Regions from separate parts of the Homo sapiens genome. Here all the other regions are linked to region 1. The links are chromatin contacts, found by Hi-C in ENCODE. All regions are on one chromosome and are shown on one strand. The core of a region is the stretch at or near the end of the contact, and the rest is flanking DNA. Distances in the headings are between cores, read along the strand shown.

The links. A loop is a pair of places that touch in the nucleus more often than their neighbours do. Pooled maps may share reads with other maps.
Region 2: a loop to region 1 is called in a map with no recorded cell type, with 24 times the contacts of the local background. The contact joins two enhancer-like sites. A Hi-C loop is called at or near these places in 13 of 37 single-sample maps with no recorded cell type and 6 of 50 pooled maps.
Region 3: a pooled map shows a loop between it and region 1 (7-fold over the local background). The contact joins two enhancer-like sites. A Hi-C loop is called at or near these places in 2 of 37 single-sample maps with no recorded cell type and 3 of 50 pooled maps.

What each region holds. Positions count from the first base shown.
Region 1 is chr3:18,738,910-18,742,887 of GRCh38, reverse strand. No RefSeq gene overlaps it. Among named protein-coding and RNA genes, the nearest start is that of SATB1-AS1, 300 kb to the right of the region's middle. Within about 2 kb of position 1,652, at least 7 of the 41 ENCODE cell types and tissues checked have a DNase peak (open chromatin) inside an H3K27ac peak, as active enhancers do.
Region 2 is chr3:19,537,946-19,541,969 of GRCh38, reverse strand. No RefSeq gene overlaps it. Among named protein-coding and RNA genes, the nearest start is that of MIR4791, 230 kb to the right of the region's middle. RefSeq lists a silencer at 374-543 and an enhancer at 1,157-1,266. Within about 2 kb of position 2,034, at least 3 of the 41 ENCODE cell types and tissues checked have a DNase peak (open chromatin) inside an H3K27ac peak, as active enhancers do.
Region 3 is chr3:19,557,344-19,561,405 of GRCh38, reverse strand. No RefSeq gene overlaps it. Among named protein-coding and RNA genes, the nearest start is that of MIR4791, 240 kb to the right of the region's middle. Within about 2 kb of position 1,530, at least 3 of the 41 ENCODE cell types and tissues checked have a DNase peak (open chromatin) inside an H3K27ac peak, as active enhancers do.

The DNA of each region.
Region 1 (3,978 bases), core at 403-2,902:
AATAACATTGAGGTCTGAAAAATAATTCCAGTTATTTTTCACTTCCCAACATATGATAATATACAAATAACAAATTAAACAATGTCAGATGGCATTGAAAAGGTCAAGATAGATACATTTAAACAATGTTAAATTGCTTTTAAGAGCATATTACACTCCTTAGTTTCACCTATTTTCCCTCTTTGTTTCCCTTCTTTTCTTTTAACAGAGGTGTTAGACTAAATGAAAAAAATAAAATCTGAGAAAAGAGGGATACATTAGCTAAATAAAGAGCATGGATAAAGGACAAAATATAGAAATAACTTGTGTACCTAAAAATAATTTTGCAATATAATTTTTTTCCTCCTCAAAAAATCTATTTTCCAAAGTGTCTCCTTATGCTACCTTACTGTCATTTCTCTCCGTCTCTATTTGTAAGTTGCATATAGGTCTCTCTTTCCTTTAAATTTTTAACATTCACCCCCACACAGACAAGAGTCAGTCAAGAAACAGGCGAAAATGTAGATTTCAGTCTCCCCCTTGCCAAGAGTTTCTGATTTAGTAAGCTTGGGATTAGGCACAGAAATATGCATTTCTTAATGAGCACATCTGGAGACCTATGAGGCAGGTGGTCCAGGAACTCCAACTTTAAGAAACACAGTGCCCTAAAATCAAAACAAAGACATTTATGATCTTCAACAGGCCACCAGTCAATAGAGACAAACTTCAGTAAAGAGTAGAGAATAAACCAATTCGCAACTCAAAATATGTCACATACGACATATTTTGATTATGCTTTCCGATTAAATGCTTCATTGAAACTGTTACATAACAAAACAAAACAAAACAAAGCACACCAACACTCTGTTAATGGAGGGGATACAGGGTTTACAGCATCAGGGTTAAAAAGTGATAGACATGATTATGTAATGAGGTGGGTGGGCTTGGGGATATCAATTTTTTAAAAATATTTTTCAAAGTCTGAGAACTATAAATTCTAAAAGATTTTTCACCAATTATTCATCAAGTCCTATGCTATGGAATTATTTCAGCAAGTAATAATAATCATGTAATTTCATCATGTAATAAATACATCTGAGAAGAGCAATTTAATGCCAAAACCACTATTCTTCAGTCCATTTAAGGCCTTCCTCTTAAAAACAAGAAACGGCTTTCTCCTATGAAGATAAGCATGGTTCAAAGGGTTCACATTTAGCCTCAATTTAAAACTCACAACGGCAAAATGTAGTACCCAAGGAAGGAAAGGAAATTTACATCTCTAAGAGCTAGTGTTTAACGTCTTCTTGAAATTATTTGACTGATGCACACTCATATTATTCTATAAAGACTCTTTAATGAGGCATTTCCCAAGAAATTTTGATGATAATCTGTGGTGGACTGATTGGTAGTATTTACGTACTTCTGAGGGACCACAAAGTTACATTTGTGTGAATGAGTTACTTCCTATTAAATGACTCTTCTTTCACATGTTTAATAATACTTAGACTTCGCTTTTTTCCTTCTGCTCTCCCAGAGAAGTTTCTGTCTCTCCCGTCATTTGTTGTTGTGGTGGTGAAGTTATTTTTCTTGACAAGTTCCACCCACTCACGTTTAACCTGAAGGTCTTTTCCACTGTAGACACGCTGTGAACGCGCAAAGAGGAAGCTTGTTATCGCAAGATCAGCAACTCAAATTTCAGCGTGATCAGAAGTGACATCACTATGTGGTTTCATTAATGATATTAGAAGAGAACAAACTATTTTCAGTCATTTTCTTAGTGTTGAAAAACTATATGCATCTTCTTCACTTCATTGTGTATCTGTTCCCCTCCCTGAAGTGCATCAGGGGTTTCTTCTCAGGATCACTTTTTCTTCTTTATTCCCAGTCTACCATGAAAATGTTTATCTCCTCGTGTTTTGCCCATGTAGAACAGAGCAAAAACAAAACAAAACAAAGCACATTAACACTACTGACCTGATAACTTTCTTTTCCCAGAATAAGATCTGAAAAGAATTCAAGAAAACCACAGATACTAGAACTGCTGAAGTCTACTTCCTGTGAATCTGTGTGGTTTGCTCATCAAGTCATGCCCCTTTTTCTATTCTTATTCTTTATTCTGTAGTCACAGTATTTCTGCAGTTACCTGTGGACTTCACTGAGCACAAAGCCATGATTATTACCCATGGGAACCTTGGCCCGGTTCTAGTCCTACGGCAACAAAGACCTGTACATTGGTCTGCCTTTTCACCCAGGCTTCTGTTTGGGCTAACTGTGTAATAGAATTGGTTGGTTTGAAACAGATATGCCCAGGAAAAATAATTTGCCTTTGCTTCTTTGGTGAACTCTCTCTGCATTACTTTTCCATGATGGAATTGTGTGCACATATGTGTGTTTTGGTGAGCTGGGGACAACGGGGTGAAAGCTGATATGTGGAGAAAATAGAGATTCTATACACTGAGAGTAGAGGGATTTGGAATGCCGAGAAAGGAGTCTGAATACTAGGCTGTCTTCTCTCTGCTGGGATTGTTTAGGATGTCATGATAGATCAAATGCAGCAAGAAATTAATGTTATCAAATCCTACAACCATAGACAAGTCATTTAAGCCTCTCTAAGCTTCAGTTTCCTTAAGTCTAAAATAGAGTTTTTTTTAAACCTCATCACTATTGGCTTTCTGGGATGGATTATTTCTTGCTGTAGGGGACTATCCTATGGTCTGTAGAATATTTAGTAGCATCCTTGGCCTCTACTCACTAGAAGCCAGTAGCACCTACCACCGGTTGTGATAGTTTCCATTGTTCTGTAAGGAAGAAGCTGAGGGCACCGTCACCCTCAACTGAGAACCACTGATTTAAAATTAAGCAGTTAAAATTTGTGATAGAATTTATGACAGATAAAGTTTCTGTTCTAAAATTCCATAGACATAACATTCTGTGACTAGATTTACAGGCAATTTGTTGATACAAGAGACCTCTTTTTTTCAACTCTTAACTCATGCCAGTAAGGAAAAGGAGATAGAAAGTGAAATTTTTCTCACTTGCTATTAAAAACATTATTAAAAAGTTAACAGCAAAAGAAGTTTCATCATTAGGATGATGAAATTGAGATTTCATCAATTAAGATTTAGCCCCAAATATTTGTTGACAGCCTATCTCGTGAAATAATGGCAGTAGGTAGAATTTGTTGAACACTTACTATGCTAAATGCTTTGAGTGACGTATCTCACTTAATGGATGAAGGTTAAAAGTGGCATAATTATTAGCTTCAACTTACAGAGAAGGAAAACTAAGGTTTAAGGACAATGGACATTTACAATTTAGGATTACGCTGCTAGTAAATGGAAAAATAAAAACTCAGAGTCAGATATATCTTCCACAAAATAGTGTTTTGATAAGTACTTTACACTGCTTTTTAGGATGTTGTGCCAGATATTGTTTTCAGCTTTTAATATCAACAGATTTATTCCTTGTCTCATGGTGCCTATGAGGTAAGTACAATTATAATCCTCGTTTTTTAATATGTGGGCAGAAAGGGCTTATGGACAGAAAGAAATTAGTCTACTTCCCCTAGGTCACATACTAGTAGGTGGCAAAACTGAGATTTCAACTCAATCCATGATCTCAGCCACTACTCTCTGTTGCTTTTCAACATAAAAATCTTCGGTATCAGTCCTTGGCACCCTCTGAGTCAATGCAAATGAGTATTCTTTTGGGGTTGCTCAATATGTGGTGAGAATTTTTAAATGGCAAAGGGTGTCATCGGTCTTTTTTCTGTAAAGGAGTTGATGCTATGGAATAAGAATAACACTGAAATTATAGCTGTTATAGTAAAAGAGATTCTGTCTGTATTTCTACATTAAAAAAAAAAAAAGATTTGACCTGCATTTCTCCCACTCAGTCAAAGGTGTTCTGTGGAACACCCTCACTGGCAGTGCTATCTAAGGTCTGGCCATAGCCATCCAGGTACTTCCTCATCATAACTTACCACTCACTCTGTCCTAG
Region 2 (4,024 bases), core at 785-3,284, 800 kb before region 1:
CTGTAGTCTTGAGGGAGGAACTTCTGTCTCAGCTCATGGTTCACAAGACCTACAATTGTGATCTGCTCTTGTAACCAACAATTATTCTTTTCCCAAGCTCAGACTCATGAAACTGAGATATGCCAATGATATCTGAGGAATAAAATCCTTCACAATGATATCTCTAAGCTAAACTAGAAATGATAGAATAGACGGCATTTTGGGGAGCCTATTCTAATCAGAAAGTGATATGTCCATCAACTAGTATGGTTTTAAAACATAGAGGAGTATTTGAAGTGGAAAGAAGATGATGAGTCTCCAGGAGGAAGGTTGATATTGATACACATCTTGTTATACACCTATACATAACTATATGCACATTCCTTCTTGCTTAAACCCTACTTCAGCCAATGCTGGGTCCTTTGTCGACTAGACTAGAGCAGTAGTTCTCGAACTTTAGCTGGTATCAGAAGCACCACAGGTTGCTGGGCCCTACCCCCAGAGTTTCTGATTCTGTATGTGTGCTACCCACACAAACTAAATCAAACTCTTTGTGGTTAGAGCCAGGAATCTGTTTTTTAAAAGCAACATAGGTAATTCTAATGGGTAGCCAGAGTCAAGAACCAGTGTTTGGGTATTTCTTTTTTTCTTTTTCTTTTCTTTTTTCTTTCTTTCTTTCTTTTTTTTTTCAGACAGAGTCTTGCCCTGTCTCCAGGCTGGAGTGCAGTGGCGTGATCTCTGCTCACTGCAATCTCTGCCTCCTGGGTTTAAGCGATTCTCCTGACTCAGCCTCCCAAGTAGCTGGGACTACAGGCGCCCGCCACCATGCGTGGTTAATTTTTGTATTTTTAGTAGAGACGGGGTTTCAGCATGTTAGCCAGGATGGTCTCCATCTCTTGACCTCGTGATACACCCACCTCAGCCTCCCAAAGTGCTGGGATTACAGGTGTGAGCCACCGCACCCGGCCTTGTTCAGGTATTTCTAAGCCTTTAACATGTGCACAAATTACCTGAGAATCTTGTCAAAATGTAGATTCTGATTCACTGCTCTGAGATGGGGGTCCAGGATTTTGCATTTTTAACAAGCTTCCAGATGAAGCTGCTGCTGTTGTCCCGCAAACCACACCCTGCGAACCAAGTGTGAGAAATGTTGTCTTCTTTACCCCTTTTCTGTAGACGTGGTTTTTGTGTAAGTTAACAAGAGATATGCTAAGTGATCTAGGCCCAGGGCTCAAATACCTTTGGGGTACTGGAAGCCAGAGTTGACAATTAGATTTGGTTCCACAGGTTGTCTGATTATAGCAGGAGGAACTCTTATGACTCATTTTGGTCAATAAGTTATCATGGCAACTTTCGGAAATCTGTGTTTCCATCTGAGGGCTTCTGGACATCACTGCCAATCATAGCAAGGGGCCCCAAAGATGCTGAGTGTTGGCCATGTGGCTGCAGCTACCCAGAGGGCTCTGTGTTCCCCAAAAGATGTGGCTGAGTTTGAGCCCCTTCCTTATTAGCATTTAATACTGACCCCCATGCAGAGTTCAGAAATAATTCTCTCTCAGGACAAATAAACCATAGTGAAGAATAAAGCTACAGGAGTAGCATAAAGTTCAGAGTCAGCACTGGTTAAAAAAAATTACCATGGCAAGTAAAAGTGCCAAAGCAAAAGGGTACTCTTTACCCTGGAGGAAATTCTTAAATGAAAGTGGTCCCTTCAACTTAGTATATTAGTTCTTTACAAAAATAAAAAGCACAGACACACTTTTAAGTCTCACTTCCTCTTATTTTATTCTTTGTTGTACTCAAATATATCACATATGTATGTTCTATTTTTATCAAGCCAACTGTGAAAAAAAACCCAGAAGCTTAGCTTCAGCGTCAAATTCCATCCCATTTCCAGCTTCTTATCTCCATAAAGGAAAAACCCAAGTTAAAAGGAAATAGCTTAAGAAGGCATAGTTTTGCCCTTTGGACACATTTTCCCACCAGCTGTTTTTTTTCTGGAATGAACAGCTTATTTAATTACCTGCAATGACAGGTATGTAAGTGCTGGTCTATCTCTGCCTCACTGTGCTGTCCTCATGTCTTTTATACTGTTTATTCAGGGCTTGGTGAATGACACAACTCAAGGAATAGGTTCTTTCAGGACACAAGCTGCAGGGAGTAACATTTAGCTTATTCCCTCTGATGAGACCTACTCACACGGTGGGCTACTAAGGGAAGCTTTGAAGGCATCTGTGTGAAGTGGCAGACATTTCATAAGCTCTGCTTCTAGCCAGAGGAACTGTGGGTAAGAGGGCAACAACATTTGCCACAGAGAAAGCTCTGAGGCTTCTGGCTGATAGTGCTCAGGTCTTCTGTGGCCAGGGATGGTGGTTGTGACATATATGTGTGTGATTTCTAAAGCAACAGCAAATCTCTATAGAAAAACTTTATGGGGAAAAATGGTATGTGTTTGTAGAATATATTTGTGTTAGTGAATAAACTTCCTGTATCTTTCTGTAATTAAAGAGTTCAAAATAAAACTTCACTGAAATTCAGATAGACATATTAGAAGCCACACGGGTTGGGGATAAGGTGGCTGGGGGCAGAAACAGCATGTTTTTCTGCCCTGGTGGCTCTTCAACAACTTTTTTTAAAAAGGTAAATGTTGACTTGATTGTTAACACTGTGATGAATAGACTGTAGGGGACATATTATGAAAGCTACTTTGTGACCTAAGCAGAGAAAATGTCAAAGAGAGGACTCATTTTCCAGAAGGTGGCCTGGAACACTGAGTGAGAGGGAAAAGGAGGAAGCATGAGGAAGGGCCAAGGGGAGAGGAGGGAGCGGGAAAGAGAGAATGGAGAGGATGTAAGTGGGAGGAGGCTGGAGATAAAGGGAGAGCCAGGAAGAAGTTGGGGAAGAGGAGAGGGGGGGCAAGGAAAGGTGAAAAAATCAGGAAGGAGAGGTAAGAAGGAGATGAGGGGAGGAGGGGGAAATAGGAAAGGAACCAGGGGATGAAAGGTCAGGAAGATAAACTGACATTTGTTTAGCGTTTATTGTACGTCGGGTAGTGTGCCTTCACAAAAATTACTTCATTAATTCTCACGAAGACTCTGAAAATTGGATATATTTTATTCTTCAAGTTTTAGATGAAGGAATTGAGGCTCAGATGTCTTAAATAACTTGTCCATATCACAGAGCAAGAAAAAAATGGTTGGAGGCAAACACTCCTTTGTGTTCTTCCAAAACTTCTGCTCCTTTCTCAGCTTAATATTTATTTGGACCATTTGCCTTTCTATAAAGTGAAATAAATAGGCAAAGGAAAGCCTTTTGGAAGAGCCCTTAATAGAGCCTATGCCTGCACTTGTACCCAAGCTCTATTTTCGGTGATGATGGTATCTAAGAGAAGACTACATTTGAAGTACTATATACTTAAAAAAGAAGACATAAAAGCAATGTCTTAAAAAGATGACCTTAGAAAATGAGCTATATATGCCATGAGAATAAGTAGCTTTAGCAAGAACTATTTGGTGCAGGCTGTTTTCATTGTTATGAATAAAATCACAATCTTAACATTAGCAATTCCATTTCACATAGGGGACATCCACAGCAACTGTCATCTGCTGACCAAATAGTTATCTTGCCTCACATACAAATATGATTCCTATCAGATAACTGACCAATTTTTGAAACTTCAGAAGGTATTTTCACTTTTCTTTTTTCTTCTAGAAAATCTAAATGAAACAAGAAAACAAAGATCTATAACAAATCAAGAGGTATAAGTGGTGTAAGACACATAGTAGACAATCATTTTTCATTGAAGTAATTGATGGGTGTTCAAAGCTCTCTTGGAGAAAAGATATCAGTTACTTTGATAAAAAAAGGTCATTGATGTATTTGGAACTGTACAGAAAGAAACTTGTCAGTTTTAATTGGTTTGATTCTAGTTGGTCCATCTTCCCACAGAACCAGCTCATTATAAAACGAAAGGTTGTACTTCTTAGGACAATGTTTTCAGAGTTTATTTCTTGGAACATACATATTAGAATCACTTGGGGACCTA
Region 3 (4,062 bases), core at 281-2,780, 820 kb before region 1:
ACTATAGGTAACTAGCGTCTATCTGAGGAACCATATACTAGGGAACTTCACAATTTTTTTTTTAACATTGAATCTGTTTCCCTATTTGAAAAAGTCCAGGGTAAAAGATAGTCTCTGTGTTGACAGGATTCAGTAGTAAGAAATGAAGAATATATATATATATAAAACACATAGTATATATTTAAAGTAATATATATTATTTTAAAAATCATATTTATTGAGATATAATTTATATACAATAAAGTATAATCCTTTTAAGTGTTTTGATAAATTTTGGTAAATTTATTCCCATATAAACACCATTGCGATTAATATACAGAACATTTTATCATGCCACAAAAGTCCCTTGTGTTTGTCCCTAGTCAGTCCTCTCCTCTCTTTACCTTGGTTCCAGGCAATCACTGATCTGCTTTTTGTCTTTATAGATTAGATTTGTTTTTTTCTAGAGTTCTATATACATGTCATCACATAGTATGCTTCTTCCGCTCAGCATAATGCTTTTGAGATCCATCTATGTTGTTGCGTATATTAATAGATTATTTCTTTTATTGCTGAACAGTATTTTGTTCATCCATTCCTCTGTTGATGGGCATGTGGGATGTTTCCAGTTTGAGACTGTGATGAATAAAGCTATGATGAGCATTTGTATACAGTTTTTATGTGTGGATATATTTTTTGTTTGACATATGTTCCTTCTTTAGAATCCATCTCCCCATTTAATTTTCCATGACTTTAGAGAGCCATCCCTTAAAATGTACAGACATGAACAAACTTGGCAATAAATGTGGTGACAGTTTTTGTAGGACTTCCTGCCTTTCCTGTTTCTATAATAGAGACAGAGCAGCCACTTCAAAGACTCCTACTTTTCTTTCAGTTAGGATTTAATCCTTTCAACTAACCAAGCAGACAGTAATTCCATTGAGAAAACAAAAGAAATTGGAAGGGATATGAGAGCTTGGAAGTATAAGCAAGTAATTATTTGATTCAATCAGAGGAAGAACCAATCTTAATGGGGATATTGCTGGCTAAATTAAACTGCAGGGAATCAAACATGAATCTAACTTGAAATGTAACCGACTTTGTAAGCCACAGAAAGTTCACGCTCCATTAGTGTACTTTGTTCTCTCTTGCCATAGAACTCTTAGAAGAGCCCCTAGACAGATGGTGTTAATATGGAACCATTGATCAATCATATGATTGTTTCTTTTTCTCATGACACAGGTGATTTTACAATGATTTGGAATATCAACAGTCAATGAATTCACACATACGCTGTATCTCAGTGGTTGTGAGAATATCTGAGGTTAATTCTAACCTAGCTCCTAACTTTTGTTCTAACCCAGAGAAAGGTACTGAATACATTAAGGTTCCTTTGAGAAGAGAAAGGTAGAACTGAATATTTTAGCTGCTGTGGCAACAGGTGCCATTTACATCTGGTAGTTTTATTCTCAGAGAAAAGAAAACTGAGCAGAACTAAAACTGAGAAATGAAACTCGGTCACAGAAATGGGAACAAGATAGAAGGAGGGAAGTAAAATATGTGGTCCCAAGACCTCTGGCTCAACCTCTGTGCAGAGGATTTAATAGCAATAAAGCCAGAATTCCCAGTGTGGGGAATTTTCATTTCCACCATTAATTATATCTGCATACTGAGTTACAGCTAAGAAATTTTGAGGTATTCTAAAACAGTGTTCTCATTCAATTTCCCCTGACAGATAAAAGATAGAAACTTATATTAAATATAAACAACAGGTATCTTTCTATGTTCCCAATAGTAACATATTGGACTGTGAGAGTTAATACAACTGTCTAAATAGATCACTATTAAAAACACAGACTTTGAGAAACGGGCTATAATTCTTTGGTAATTGTGTAAATATATAACTAATTATTTTTCTTCTTTCAAGTGGCTATGTCAAAAAATTAGTGCTTTCTTCTATTGCCTTTCTCCTTTCATTTCCCACCACTTTCTGCATTTACTTTTTTCCTTTGTATTCAAGTATGGCTGAACGCTGGGTCCAAAACTGCTTTCAGGTTTTGGGGAAACTTTGATTCTATGTACATCATTTCAAGCTCTTTAAGAAGCCTAGAAGTTCTGGATATTGATAATGGTCCTTTAGTCCATTCTGCTGAGTCAGAACCTGGAGAGTCAGAGGAAACTAGAGATTAGATCTCCTTTACCTAGAATGGCAGGTCCATACAGATTTCAGATGGCCTTGCAGAATACAAAGTTAACCCTGAGTTCTACTGGAAGATATATTATCTTACAAAGTAGTAAATATGGCAAATATAGAGAACATAATTTAGAGATTGGTTTGGTGTCAACAACATTTCTGAATCTTGACACGGTTCCTATGATACAAAACATCTGATCCCAGCTTTTTATTCATTGATGCATTCATTCCCTCATTTATTCACTTGTTTAACTACACAAATATTTAGTAATTTCTGTGTTCTTTATGGATATAATAGTGAGAAAAATAGACAAAGTGCCTGCTCTCAAAGAGTTTACAGTGTGATGAAAAAAGAAACATTGATTGATAAAATACGTAGTTACATTTTTAATTTAAATCCTTTGAAAAAAGCTCACGGTGTTATAAGAGTATAAATCTTAAATGGTGACATTTGGCCTGGGACCTGAAGGCTGAATTGCCAGATGTATCTTATTAAAATTTCCAGTTTCATATTGAAATTGTAGTAGAATCTAGTCTGCACCCAGGTTGTGAAAAACAATAATTTTATGCAGAAGAGAATAAAGAAGGATTATAGTACCTGCCTTTTGATATCTAAACTTAAGAGGGCATCCCAGCAGTTCTTACATCTTTTAAGATTCGATGCCATCCCCATCAAGCTACCAATGACTTTCTTCACAGAATTGGAAAAAACGACTTTAAAGTTCATATGGAACTGAAAAAGAGCCCGCATCACCAAGTCAATCCTAAGCCAAAAGAACAAAGCTGGAGGCATCATGCTACCTGACTTCAAACTATACTACAAGGCTACAGTAATCAAAACAGCATGGTACTGGTACCAAAACAGAGATATAGACCAATGGAACAGAACAGAGCCCTCAGAAATAATGCCACATGTCTACAACCCTCTGATCTTCGACAAACCTGACAAAAACAAGAAATGGGGAAAGGATTCCCTATTTAACAAATGGTGCTGGGAAAACTGGCTAGCCAATATGGAGAAAGCTTAAACTGTATTCCTTCCTTACACCTTATACACACATTAATTCAAGATGGAGTAAAGACTTAAATGTTAGACCTAAAACCATAAAAACCCTAGAAGAAAACCTAGGCAATACCATTCAGGACATAGGCATGGGCAAGGACTTCATGTCTAAAACACCAAAAGCAATGGCAACAAAAGCCAAAATTGACAGATGGGATGTAATTAAACTAAAGAGCTTCTGCACAGCAAAAGAAACTACCATCAGAGTGAACAAGCAACCTACAGAATGGGAGAAAATTTTTGCAATCTACTTATCTGACAAAGGGCTAATATCCGGAATCTATAATGAAGTCAAACAAATTTACAAGAAAAAAACAACCCCATCAAAAAGTAGGCAAAGGATATGAACAGACACTTCTCAAAAGAATACATTTATGCAGCCAAAAAACACATGAAAAAATGCTCACCATCACTGGCCATCAGAGAAATGCAAATCAAAACCACAATGAGATACCATCTCACACCAGTTAGAATGGCAATCATTAAAAAGTCAGGAAACAACAGGTGCTGGAGAAGATGTGGAGAAATAGGAACACTTTTACACTGTTGGTGGGACTGTAAACTAGTTCAACCATTGTGGAAGTCGGTGTGGCGATTCCTCAGGGATCTAGAACTAGAAATACCATTTGACCCAGCCATCCCATTACTGGGTATATATCCAAAGGATTATAAAACATGCTGCTATAAAGTCACATGCACACGTATGTTTATTGCGGCACTATTCACAATAGCAAAGACCTGGAACCAACCCAAATGTCCACCAATGATAGATTGGATTAAGAAAATGTGGCACATATACACCATGGAACACTATGCAGCCATAAAA